Linked DNA regions of Homo sapiens: regions 1, 3 and 4 are each linked to region 2. Evidence: chromatin contacts called from ENCODE Hi-C or POLR2A ChIA-PET data. All regions are on one chromosome and are shown on one strand. The core of a region is the stretch at or near the end of the contact, and the rest is flanking DNA. Distances in the headings are between cores, read along the strand shown. Region 1 has its middle 3.4 kb from the start of MIR4645. Region 2 overlaps RREB1 (ras responsive element binding protein 1). Region 3 holds the start of GCNT2 (glucosaminyl (N-acetyl) transferase 2 (I blood group)). Region 4 holds the start of ECI2-DT (ECI2 divergent transcript).

Region 1 (3,319 bases), core at 550-3,049, 4.3 Mb before region 2:
CTCCTTGTTTAATAAAGAAAATGAAGTGCCAAATATTGTGGTATGTTTTAAAATTTTGTATTTAACAAGTGATCTTTCAAAAATGCAATGCAATCTAATTGCGCTATTCCGAAGTTAAGCATAGGATTTAGAAAACATTCTTATGGCATTTCTTTCATGGAACATGAGCTTAACTTTTATCATTAAAGTAATTTCTGTCCGTCTTTTCAGTGTATCTGTCTCTGTGACTCTAAGTATAGTAAGATTACTAGGAAATAATTTCAACATTTTAACTTTGAGGCCCTATGTGAGGCCCAAGATAAGCCCCACGCACCCCCATTCCCAGCCACAGGCTCTGCTGCCTGGCACCTCAAGGTCTGGACCCTGTACAGGGCTCCCACATGTCGACACAAGCTCCCATGTGTCACCTGTGCCTAGTAGAGAGGTGTATATTGCAACAAAAACTACAAATCAAAACAGGGCTGCAGCTCAAGAATCTTCAAGTTTCCTGTACCCCACCACTGGTTTAAGACAAGGATCAAGTTCATTTCAAGTAACTTATTAGTTACTAGTTAGTAATTGGTGGTAATTTCTTTTTTTTCTTTTTTTTTTAGATGGAGTCTCACCCTGTTGCCCAGGCTGGAGTGCAGTGGCACGATCTTGGCTCACTGCAAGCTCCACCTCCCGAGTTCAAGCCATTCTCCTGCCTCAGCCTCCCCAAGTATCTGGGACTACAGGTGCCTGCCACCATGCCTGGCTAATTTTTGTATTTCTAGTAGAGACAGGGTTTCAGCATGTTGGCCAGGCTGGTCTCGAACTCCTGACCTAAGGTGATCCACCCACCTTGGCCTCCCAAAGTGCTGAGATTACAGGCGTGAGCCACTGTACCCAGCCGATAATTTCATAGATTATCAGCTACCCTGCACATATTCATGTATTGCTTGTCAGTTGACAGGAAAGAGTCTTATCTTATTGGCCAAGAATTTAGCCGGCATCTTTGATCCCATCAGCAGTTTTGCACTTGATATTTGAGGAGTTTCAAAATGCTAGGAGGCTTTGATATTTTCTTTCACCTCAAAACGAAAATGAAACATGGTCCAAAAAGTTTGCGCTAAGACCAAATGGCCAGTGCAATTTGTACAAAGAGTTAACACTGTCCTTTTGGATTTTCAGAAAAAGAGCAAGTAACCTTTATGGAGACTGAAACCATAGCCATTTCCATGGAAGGTTGGGGCAAGAAGCCCTATTTTCAATTTGCTCACACAGAGGCTCTTCATGGGAAGGCCAGACTGCCATGGATGAAACATACAGCGGGGATGTATCCGAACACCGTCTCCTGGCCTGTGAAACAGACCAAGAAGTCCCCTTGGAGTTAGAGGGGCCTCTGTGAGCCCTGAGAGATGCTGCAGCCCAAGGAAGACATGGGAGGAGGCACTAAGCAGTGTCCCAGGAAGTCACATAAAGAAAACATCATTGGCTGCGCTGCTGCAAATCTGTGTCTGGGAGTTTGGGCCAGGGTGAGAGGGTCGCAGGCTCTGGGCGAGGTTTAGGAAGCAGGAAAGAGGAGTGGACCCGCTGGAAGCCAGAGGACAAGGTGGACGGGGTACAAGGAAAGGGGTCCGCCAAGGGCAGCCTGGGAGGACCCTCCTTGATCATGAAAAAAATGAGCAAACGGACACAAATGTCTTTTCAAAAAAGATGCCAAAGGTTGGCCTCAGCAAAGTCCCCTGAAGCATCCCCTTCTTGCTTTCCCTGAGAAGCTAGATTCTGCGTGTGGGGTGGGGCATCCGGACTTGGTGGCTTTCCTTCTGAGCTTTCCCCACCTGAGTCATCTGCAAAGGGCAAGGCTGCAGGCGGGAGAGGCCGGTGTGATGTGACCGCCAGCCACGGTCCCCACACCCCTCTCTGAGGGCTGTCCCCTCCACCTCATGCCATGACAGGAAACTTTATGACCTGTTCACTAAAAAATCACTTAAGGATTGGAAAGCACCTGTCTATAAATAAAGGCAAGGGGGCTGCCATTTTAAAATTGGGGGTGAGACTGGTCGTGTGCTCTCGAGTGGGCGGGGACTTACAGTAACTCAGAGGCAGGGCAGTTCAGGAGCTGTACATGAGCAGAGGCCCGGGTGCTTGGAGGCCGGCCAGCGTTGGTGGGCCTTCCTGAGGACAGGGTATTTGAGACATACAACAACAGACATAAGCAAGGTTATGATAAAGCTGCAAACCGTTTTCCTGTTTTCATGGGGGCGTAAAGCTAAAGCAGCACTGAATTAACTCTCGAAGTGGGAGGAGAGATCACTGTTGAGGCGGGAGAGGGGATATGGAAAAGTCTGCGTTAGGACTCAGCTGTGTCTGCCGCCAAGGCAAGGGTAACTAATAGATAACAGGCCTTAAGAATTGCTATCTTTGCTCCTCTTCCTGTCTCCCCCTCTCCCTCCCCCTCCCCCTTCCACCCTGTTTCTCCCTTCCTCTCACCCCCTCTCTGCTTCCTGTACTTTTTTTTTTTTTTTTTTTGAGCCAGAGGCTTGCTTTGTTTCCCAGCCTGGAGTGCAGTGGCGGGATCTGGGCTCACTGCGACCTCTGCCTCCCGGGTTCAAGCAATTCTCCTGCCTCAGCCTCCCGAGTAGCTGGGATTACAGGCACACGCAACCATGCCTGGCTAATTTTTGTAATGTTAGTAGAGATGGGGTTTCACCATATTGGTCAGGCTGGTCTTGATCTCTTGACCTTGTGATCTGCCCACCCCAGCCTCCCAAAGTGCTGGGATTACAGGCATAAGCCACCATGCCTGGTCTCTTCTTTCTTTCATCTGGCTTCTAGAAAAAGAAAGTTCTGCCTCAAGGCCTGGGAAAAATAGTTTGGTTTCATTTTGTTTTTCTCCAGCTGACAGTGGTTCTCTGAGTGAATGCCCCTTTCTCATGGCCCCACCTCTGTTTGACCCACCCTACCTCTTCCCCACACCCAAACCAGCCTCCTTCTGCTGCCAGATCATCCTCGGAGCCAGAGATCCCCGCTGGTTTGGACAATAAACATTTGTTGTGCACTTTCTATTACAGTGCCAAATATCAGGTTAGGTTCTGGGGAGATGAGAAAGGATTAAGCAGTGTCCCAGCCTCCAAGGAGATCATGTGACTCCACTGATCATAAATGATGGCCCTGGAAAAAGTTCCAACTCCTCTTCAGTATGGCTCCAGCTGAATGGCTCTGTCCCCTGCCCCTTCTCTGTCTGGGCTGGTCCCTCTGGTAACTGTCTTATGGGTCTTCTCCCTCCACACCGTCGCTCATGCAGGCCCTTCAGTGTAGTACAGCCTCACAGATGCTCAGCTCAGCAGCCCTTTGC
Region 2 (3,103 bases), core at 256-2,755:
CTCTTTCATTGCTGTTCTTCTGGTTCTGACAACAACAGCATTCTTGCACCACTTAACTCTCCAAGATGCAGGCAGGGGAGGTGACTGCCTCATTTCTGATGTGCTTGTTAGCTACAGGAAAAGCATCTTAGTATTCTACCTTTGTCTAGGACTTGGGACTGGGAGCAGGTATTCCGTTTAAGTTTTATGTGCCATCTGTATATTTTCAAAAACATTTAACATGATCTTTATTTCAAGCTTTTATAGCCCTTTCAAGTTGCTCTAGGGGACTTAGCAAAACAGGTAGACAGTAAGTATGGATCAACTGAGCACAGGAAAGAATGGGATTTGGGAAGATCACATTGTTTGGATTTTCTGCTGATACTAAAGCTGGATTTTTACTACACAGGCAGGGAGAAATTACTGTCCTGTGGTGGACCTGGTGAGAGAGGTGGCATATGACTAAGCAAGTCAGCTGACCTCAATTAAAGGGCTGTGACCATCTGTACAATGGGACCAGTACCTCCTCCAACTGTTGGTCTCAGCTGAGTGAGATTCCCATGTCTGAGGAGGTGATCAGGGGTGATGATGACTTTTGATGGAACTGACCTCACACAGGTTTCTGGGGGAAAAAACCCACCAAACTTTATTTTAAGAATTCTAAAACAATTTTACAATTCTGATTTGAGTAGAAGTTTGATTTGAAAAGGGACTTCATCTGCACCTTCTCTCTTGCCTTTGTTTATAGATGTCAGTAATGCCCGTATTTTAAAAAGTTGAAATGAGTTATAAATTATATCTTAAGGATTTTAGTTTGTTTTGAAGAATTGTTTAATTGGCTAGGATTTCTCCCCCCTTCAGTAGCTTCAGATCCCAATGGCTAGGCAATATGGAGATAATAGTAAACAGGATTTTGTAAGAGATGTTATTTATTTATTTATTTTTAAATAGAGATAAGGTCTTGCTATGTTGCCCAGGCCGGTCTCGAACTCCTGGGCTCCAGCAACCCGCTATCCTCAGCTTCCCAAAATGTTGGGATTACAGGCATGAGCCACTACCCTCAGCCTGAGACATTATTTGAGGAGGAGGTCATGAATATATAATTAACTTAGGAGTACAAATGAAAAGTTTTCTCTTGAACCTACCTTTTTGAACAGAAGAGGTGATTTTTAGGTATAATGGTGTGCAAAGTAACAAATAACAGCCTCTAAAGACATTTAAAACAATAAATAAAGCATAAATATCTTTATTCAGGATGAACTGAGTTCTGAAGCCTGATGTTTTCAAGAGTTCTTTATTATCAGGTGGCTTGTGAAAGCCCGTCGTTAACCAAACGTGTTGTGTTTGCCTCAGAATTTTATTAAAAAGGTATGCATAGGTTCATATCCCCCTTATGTGAGGTGGCAGTGAAACAGAAACTTGATAGAAATATTGAGGAGGGGAAAAGATGAAGCCACCGCGGCACCTGGCCTCCCTCTTTCACTTCCCTTTCCAACTCTGCTCCTTTGAGATGTTCTTCGAGAAGATGGAGGAAGCTTGCTGGGTTTAGGGTCATCACCCAGGATCTGGCGACGGGAGTGCCTCAACATGGGGAGTTCCCTCCCCAAAGCCCAGAGCTAATTCGTCACATCCAGCTGCTGTCAGGAGTTGAGCAGTCCTGTCCCCTGGCTTTCCTGGGAAGGCCTGGGTGGAGGCGGCAGGAGCAGGCAAGGGACCAAGAGAGTGCCTGCTAGACCTGATGCCTCTCCCTTCCCCCCTGAGCCCCCAGGGAAGGAGCTGCCTTATAGACTCGGGTACAGGGAGGCAGGGAATAGAGGGTTGGAATCCAGAAAAGAGGGTGGAGGGCATGACTGCAGTTACTGCCATTGTCTCAGGACAGACAGACCAAGCCCTGGTACAGAAATTGTTTGGCTGTTGGCCTTTTCTCTTCAGATGTTTACATGCAGGAAGTGCCTTTGATAAAGTATGGTTTGCTAACATGAGTATGATATGCATGCGCATTTTTGGATGCCAAACACATAGGCAGATGAAACTAAGAAGCCAGATGCTAAGATAGTTGTTGATGAATTGAAACTAGCCTAACTGGCTCCACTGTTGGAGTCATTTGCTCAAACTACTCCAAACTTTTGTTTGGTCTACTGAAAACATTAGTTGGAAAGGTACAGCGTTAATTTAAGGCAGGGAAGCCTCCAGCACGTGAGAGTCGTGTCTCTCTCGGTGATGCTGGGAGGGAAGGATGGGAGATGAGAGTCATTTCACGGCCGCCTAGCTCCTCCTCTTCCTCTCCCTGCCCTGGAGCTGCAGCCTCAGCTTTCAGAGTCTCTTGCCTGGTGGTAGGCCCGGCGAGCGGTTGGATTTTAAGTATCTCAGTTATTTTCAGTATCATCAGTCATCACTTTCAGAGTTCCTTTTCTTTTTCAAGGGTACCCAGTCTAACTGTTTAGCTCCTTTTCAATAGCCCTCCTCACTCACTTACGCCTAGTCAGGAAGATTAATAATGTTAACTGATTTACTATCACTGCAAAAAGCATTAGTTAATTAGACTTTTACACCTCAGTCAGATGGCATTAGACACCCTTTGTGCACTTTAACTCAAGGATGTTAAAGACCTAAATCTTTCAGAAAAAAAGAAAAGAAAGAAAAAGGACAGGCACTTTTCCAGTTTAAGCTGCATGTTGGTCCATGTTAATTAGGCATTTGTCCTTTAGTCTGGAGGTGATAGAAAATGCCAGTTACTGTGGTATTTAACTGACATCAAACTCCTGTCCAAATAATTCAGTTGGGCCCAGCCTTCTCTCTTAATTGGTGGGAAGGAAAACTTCGGCACACACCCAGAATAGGGAGGAAACTGTTACGTTGAACATTTTGAAGTTTCATTCTGAAGGATCTGAAAGACACTTGAATATTTTTTAAATTAACTATCCAGTTGAGCTTTTTAAAAACAGTAACAAAAGAATCTCCCCTCAAACTTGAGCTACCCCAAATGATTAGCTTTTGTAAGTCTTCAGAAAATGAAAGTTTAGTCATTGTAATCCAAGGTCAAAGTGGTGGTTGTTATCCAAAGCTCTTATAGATTTATGTATCTGTTTGGCCCTGTTTTAAACAGTGCTCTGAAAATTGACAG
Region 3 (2,991 bases), core at 412-2,911, 3.4 Mb after region 2:
CCCAGCACTTTGGGAGGCCAAGGTGGGTGGATCACCTGAGGTCGGGAGTTCGAGACCATCCTGACCAACATGGAGAAACCCCGTCTTTAATAAAAATACAAAAAATTAGCAGGGCATGGTGGCGCATGCCTGTAATCCCAGCTACTCGGAGGCTGAGACAGGAGAATTGCTTGAACCCAGGAGGCAGAGACTGCGGTTAGCCAAGATCGTGCCATTGCCCTCCAGCCTGGGCAACAAGAGCAAAACTCGGTCTCAAAAAAAAAAAAAACGAAAAAGAAAAGAAAAATAATCATTGATTTGGGCCGGGTGTGGTGGCTCACGCCTGTAATCCTAGCACTTTGGGAGGCCAAGAGGGGTGGATCACTTGAGTCCAGGAGTTCAAGATCATCCTGGTCAACATGGTGAAACCCTTTCTGTACTAAAAATACAAAAATTACCCGGGCATAGTGGTGGATGCCTGTAGTCCCAGCTACTCAGGAGGCTGAGGCAGGAGAATTGCTTGAACCTGGGAGGCAGAGGGTGCAGTGAGCTGAGATTGTGACACTGCACTGGGTGACAGAGCAAGGCTCTGTCACAAAAAAAAAAAAAAAAAAAAAAAGTTGATTTGCTATTTCTTCAGTTTATCCTGGCTTTATGACTGGAAAAAAATTTTTTTTAACTCAGTTGGATTTTTTCTTTTTTTTTTTTTTTTTTTAAGTTGATGTCTCACTATGTTGCCCAGGCTGGTCTCAGAATTCCTGGGCTCAAACAACCCTCCCGCCTCAGCCTCCCTAGTAGCTGAAACTGCAGGTGCACACCACCATACCCTGCTTTATCCCCACTGAATTTTATAAGCTGCTTCTGACTGCAAAGTGTTTGGCAGAAGAGAGGGATATGGCTAAATGCACGGTATGACTAGCTTGTTTCCTGGGACAGGAATCAGTTCATTCCTGAAAGGGTATGTAAAGAGCCCGTTTGCCTGGCCTAGGAAAAGCCAGAGGTTCAGAGAGAGGAAGTGACTTGCTCAAGATATACAGCTTGCATTAGAGAGGAGAGAACTTGCCTTCTGAAAATGCCCAGGGCATTTTCTACTAAATTCTGCTGCCACCTTAGGATTCCCCTTCCCCAGTGTGGGTAGCATTTGAGCAGAACACATATCTAAATCTGTTAGAGGTTACCCTGGGGCAGAGACTATAAGATTTCCTACCAATAACTAAACATAAGAGTGGAACCTTAAACACGAGGGGTCTGTGAGGGAATCCAAAACTTCCCCTCTTGAAAAAGCAGCCTCTAAGGGGGCAAAATGGAGGGTAGTCTTAGGAAAACACCCAAATAATTATCCTGAGGTCTATCTTGGAGTGTCCTCATGAAAAACCCAGTTACACCCAGGGCAGTTACCTTTCTGAGCGGTTTCTTATAACATTCCTGGAGTGGAAAGTGATCAACTCAAAGCCCTCCAGGACTCTAGAGGCAGGGGATGAGCTGGTGTCAGGTAGCACCTGGTATCCAGCAGCTTAAAAAATCCAGACTCTAGGCAGGCTCTCTGTAGACGTGTGTTCTCCTGTCTCAGACTCTTAGGGCAGGCCTTGGGGGTGGGACTGAAAGCAAACAGACCTTCCCACTTTCACATTCCAGCCTCTGTTATTCCACTTAAAACGCTAGGGTTAAACTGCGTTTACCTTAAACAGGCTTACTGTGTTCACTGCTGGACGCCTCTGGGCAATCTTACCCTCCTGGGAACTGAGAGAGGTAGGTGGAGGTCAGCGTGCTGGGAAACTGGTGGAGGGAGGAAACTGCGGGGAGCTGGTCTTCTCGTGTTACCTCTGTTAAATCGCTGACAGCAGTTTAAGGTCCAATAGGCTGGTACTCAAATGGGCTGCGTGGATGTTTTATATTTCCAGAACCTAGCACAGTGCCGGGCATAAAGTAAGTACACCAAAAAATGTTGAATGAGTCATTTGGTCATGAGATTTCTGTTTTCAAAGGTTTTTTTTTTTTCAAAGAATAGCATGTTTGTATGTTGTTTCATTACATGATGGGCCTACTGGGCACGAGGGTTTTCCATCTGTCTCTAAATCATTAGTATCCTTCTGTATCTCAGTTACAACTTTTAACTTTGTAGGAAAGAACAACGTTCACTTCAGACTTAATGGTTTATGTTTCTCAGTTCCTTCAGGCAAGGGAAAATGTTTCCAGAATTTGATAAGGTACTTGGTACTGTCTGGCATTTAAATTTTTTTTTTTTTTTCCAGACATAGTCTCACTCTGTCACCCAGGCGAGAGTACGGTGGTGCGATCTCAGCTTACTGCAACCCCCACCTCCTGGGTCCTGCCTCAGCCTCCTGAGTAGCTGGGACTACAGGCATGCACAACCAAGCCCGGCTAATTTTTGTATCTTTAGTAGAGATGGGGTTTCATCATGTTGGCCAGGCTGGTCTCAAACTCCTGACTCCATGTGATCCACCTGCCTCAGCCTCCTGAAGTGCTGGGATTACAGGCGTGAGCCACCGTCCACAGCCTGAAATGTATTTTATTTAATTAGTTGCTGTGAGGTATGAACATTCCTGTGAGGTATGAACCTCATTTGATAATAGGTAAAATTGAAAATGAAGCTCTGGGCCATGTAGAAAAGTAGTAGATCCATATTGCCATTCTATGAAAACCCATCTTCTGATATTAAAGACAGGTCTACTAAGTAAATTCAGGTTTTGCCAAACTCAAAGCTACTTTTCTGTTTTCCTTATTTTTAAATGTAGGCCTTTGAGAGTCGTCACTTGTAAATAGTCTTTCTGCACCTGGTAGTAGATTGGCCAAATAGAGGGTAGTTACCTGTAGGCTGTGGTTTTCCAGAAGAAATAGGGAGACTGTAATCCCAGGCCCTGGGGACCCTACAGCGTAAAGGATCTGTTTCTTTGCACTCTGTTCTGATTGAACAGCATATTGCAATTATCGGAAGAAGGGAGGCTATATTCTTTCATGTAATTATTCTTAGTGATCAGAAGCTTGAGGTCT
Region 4 (3,006 bases), core at 368-2,867, 3.0 Mb before region 2:
GGGGGTGGGGTGGCAAACTTGAATGCACAGGACTCAGGCCACAAGCTAAAAATGGAGTTCACGACGATGACACTGAATAATAGAGTTAATGGCAAAAAAGATGATTAAAATAATACAGGTTACAAAGCCCAAACCTAACACACAAACACAATTATGTAACTCGAAAATGGTGCAATGAACTCTAGGTTCAAACTTTGGACTATTAGTAACTGATTCAGTAAGATCAGCCTAGAGTAAGTTTTACATTAAAATGATTTTCTGTAAAGGGAAAAACTGCATCTTATATGGCAAATTCCACGTAGAAAACGAAAGAAAAATTTAAAATATCCACAGAAAGCCGAAATGTACAAGTTTCCACAAAATGTGGAACAAATTTATTTTTAAATAAAGCGTGAGTTTTAAAAACAAATAGCAAAAACACGACCATTTAAGAAAATACATAAAGTCGGGAAAATCACTCATAATTCTACCACTTCAAGGCCACCACCGTGTTTCGGTTTTGTTCCCTATGCACAGATTCGTGCGGGTTCCCGGGACCCCAGGGAGGTGCAGCGTGCTTCTTAGCCGTTACTCTGTACCCGGCCATTTCACTTTATAGCATACGTGTTCTCCAAGAAGCAGAGTGTTAAGTCCACACGAGTGATAACGGCTTGCGTTTACCTCGCTTTTAGCAAGCGACGCTTTGCACCCCAGAAGCAGCCCGGCTGGGAAGTGCAGGCCCGGGTGCTCAGCTGGGGCGGCTCACCCGCCCGGAGTCCGGCCCCAGGAGGATGGGAGCGTGCGCGGAGGCAGGCGGAGACCTTGGGGACTGCTGACAGGGAACCATAGCCCTGACCTCCCGACGCGCCCATCCTGACCACTCCGGGCCCAGCGGTGCAGGAGGGCGCGCGTGAGGTCGTCACTTTTTAGCACTACCTCACCGGAAAACCAGCAAAGCAAAATCCTGTTGCCACCTAGACAATAGGGAAGGAGGGTCTTCCAACGGCGGCGACCTTCGCCTGGACAGCGGTATCCTGCGGGCGACCATGGGCCGAACGGCCGGGACTCCAAGCTTACCTCGGACACGAACGCCGCGCCAGTCTCCAAGCCAAGTACGCCATCGCCATCCCTTGGGCGGCTCTAGGGCTGCGGGGGCTCGGGGGTGGGGCCGGGTCTCGGGGGCGGGGCCTAGCTCGGTCTGCGGGGGCTCGGGGGTGGGGCCGGGTCTCGGGGGTGGAGCCGGGACTCGGGGGCGGGGCCTAGGCTCCCGGGCTGCGGGGGCTCGGGGGTGGGGCCGGGGCTTGGGTGCGGGGCGGGGCCGAGAGCAGAGCCCAGGCAGGAGCCTGGGGCATGGGCGGGGCCAGGGTTGGGGCGGGGCCAGGCTGAGAGCGTAGCCACGCCGCATTCGCCATCGCTAGCCCGTGGCCTCCTCTGGGGCTGCGGGGGCTCGGGGGTGGGGCCGGGGGGGTCGGTGCGTGGGCGGGGCGGGAGCTCTAGGCGGTTAGGAGTCGGGGCTCAGATGCGGGGGCGGGGCCGGAGCGAGGCCGGGTATCACCCGGGAGTGGAGGAAGTGCGGGGGGTTCGCGGCGCGGGGAGGGTGATCCCGGGAGGACTTGCGCGGCGCGTGGGGCGGGGCACAGATGCTCCCCGGCCTGGCTCCGAGTAACTGCGAGCTGGAGGCGCGGCTGCTCTCTCGGGCGGACCTCAGCTCTGCGAACCCTGTGGCTGCCGGAGCACTGAGCGCCCTGCCCGGAGTCCCGCGGAGCCTGGCGAGGAGGGGTCGCTGCATCCCGAGGGCCAGCCCTGAGCCGGGAGGTGGGGTAACAATTGAGGGCGTATGCTTAAAAGCTGCTAGGTCATGCATCCCCAAATCGAAGGTTTGCAGACCTGGTAGGACGCCTGGGGGTCAGAAGTGATTTTTGGAGTACCCAAGTTTTTAGTGTCAGTGAAGAGTTTGTGGATATTTTTGAGTTCTGCTGAGGCATTTGCAAAGTATTTTCTTTGGGGAAGAATTCTTAAGAGTTGGAAGGGCCTTGGCTGTGTCACCTTGTCCAGTTCCCAGAGAACCAAAAAACAAAACAGAACAAAACGAAACAAAACCACCCCTCTAAATTCTGTGCCCAAGTTGTCCCATCCAAGCATGCCTAGGAGTTTTAGATTTATGTAGCTGACACCTGTGGACTACCTATAGTGAGCCAGGCTAATTGTAAGTCTTTGGACAACCCTGTAAGGAAAATGATATTGCCCTGTTGAGCTGATGTGGAAATTGCCCTGTTGAGCATATTGCCCTGTTGAGCTGATGTGGAAACTGAGACCCAGAAAGATTAATCAGGTGAATTCCCCAAAGACAGGAGGCTTGCAGGTGGGCAGAGTCCAAGTCTCAAGTAACTTTATCATTAAGTTTCATCAGGTAGATCTGGGTAATAGTGTAGATGGGGCAACACCAAAAGTCAAATAGAACAATTTGGGCTTATCCCAAAGAGATTTTTTTTTTTTTGAGATGGAGTTTCCGTCTTGTTGCGTAGGCTGGAGTGCACTGGCACAATCTCGGCTCACTGCAACCTCCACCTCCTGGGTTCAAGTGATTCTCCTGTCTCGGGCTCCCGAGTAGCTGGGATTACAAGCATGCGCCACCAGGCCCGGCTAATTTTTTGTATTTAGTAGAGATGGGGTTTCACCTTGTTGGTCAGACTGGTCTCAAACTCCTGATTTCAGGTGATCCACCCGCTTCGGCCTCCCAGTGTTGGGATTACAGGTGTGAGCCACCACACCTGGCCTCTCCATATATTACAAAGTGGTAGTTGGTAGGCTGAGCTGCCTCTCTCAGAGACCTTGACTCTCTCCAAGGCTGTTAGATAACCTCAGAGGTAATGGAAATGCAGTAATCAGATATTGCAGATAATACAAGACTCATTCATTTCCAGAAGATGAAACAGCTGTCATGGAAATATTTTTTAAATCTCATACTGGTAAGCATATTTTGATAGTGAAACCTTTTGCAATGCAAGCAAACTACTCTCAGGCTTA

What was found. A loop is a pair of places that touch in the nucleus more often than their neighbours do. ChIA-PET counts read pairs that join two places held with the same protein, here RNA polymerase II (POLR2A). Pooled maps may share reads with other maps.
Region 1: a map with no recorded cell type shows a loop between it and region 2 (15-fold over the local background). The contact joins two enhancer-like sites. A Hi-C loop is called at or near these places in 1 of 37 single-sample maps with no recorded cell type and 3 of 50 pooled maps. POLR2A ChIA-PET finds 5 or more read pairs at or near these places in 1 of 52 experiments (naive thymus-derived CD4-positive, alpha-beta T cell).
Region 3: a map with no recorded cell type shows a loop between it and region 2 (14-fold over the local background). The contact joins the promoter of GCNT2 here to the enhancer-like site in region 2. A Hi-C loop is called at or near these places in 2 of 37 single-sample maps with no recorded cell type and 3 of 50 pooled maps. POLR2A ChIA-PET finds 5 or more read pairs at or near these places in 1 of 52 experiments (Panc1).
Region 4: a pooled map shows a loop between it and region 2 (2.9-fold over the local background). The contact joins the promoter of ECI2-DT here to the enhancer-like site in region 2. A Hi-C loop is called at or near these places in 1 of 168 maps with a recorded cell type or tissue (naive thymus-derived CD4-positive, alpha-beta T cell), 1 of 37 single-sample maps with no recorded cell type and 6 of 50 pooled maps. POLR2A ChIA-PET finds 5 or more read pairs at or near these places in 1 of 52 experiments (BJ).

The regions. Positions count from the first base shown.
Region 1 is chr6:2,855,857-2,859,175 of GRCh38, forward strand. It overlaps the pseudogene SERPINB9P1. Among named protein-coding and RNA genes, the nearest start is that of MIR4645, 3.4 kb to the left of the region's middle. RefSeq lists an enhancer at 2,723-3,302. Within about 2 kb of position 1,800, at least 23 of the 41 ENCODE cell types and tissues checked have a DNase peak (open chromatin) inside an H3K27ac peak, as active enhancers do.
Region 2 is chr6:7,135,531-7,138,633 of GRCh38, forward strand. All of the region lies in intron 1 of RREB1 (ras responsive element binding protein 1), which reads left to right. Among named protein-coding and RNA genes, the nearest start is that of RREB1, 29 kb to the left of the region's middle. RefSeq lists an enhancer at 1,482-1,551. Within about 2 kb of position 1,506, at least 32 of the 41 ENCODE cell types and tissues checked have a DNase peak (open chromatin) inside an H3K27ac peak, as active enhancers do.
Region 3 is chr6:10,519,690-10,522,680 of GRCh38, forward strand. It overlaps GCNT2 (glucosaminyl (N-acetyl) transferase 2 (I blood group)), which reads left to right and starts at 1,662. Exons shown (of 5, transcript NM_145649.5): 1 at 1,662-1,728. LOC101928146 (a long non-coding RNA gene) reads right to left here and starts at 1,717. Exons shown (of 3, transcript XR_001743961.2): 1 at 1,659-1,717. RefSeq lists enhancers at 1-228, 1,949-2,008.
Region 4 is chr6:4,134,455-4,137,460 of GRCh38, forward strand. It overlaps ECI2-DT (ECI2 divergent transcript), which reads left to right and starts at 1,618. Exons shown (of 4, transcript NR_103764.1): 1 at 1,618-1,794; 2 at 2,907-2,948. It overlaps ECI2 (enoyl-CoA delta isomerase 2), which reads right to left and starts at 1,121. Exons shown (of 10, transcript NM_206836.3): 1 at 1,057-1,121. The coding sequence starts at 1,106. RefSeq lists silencers at 1,167-1,306, 1,467-1,676.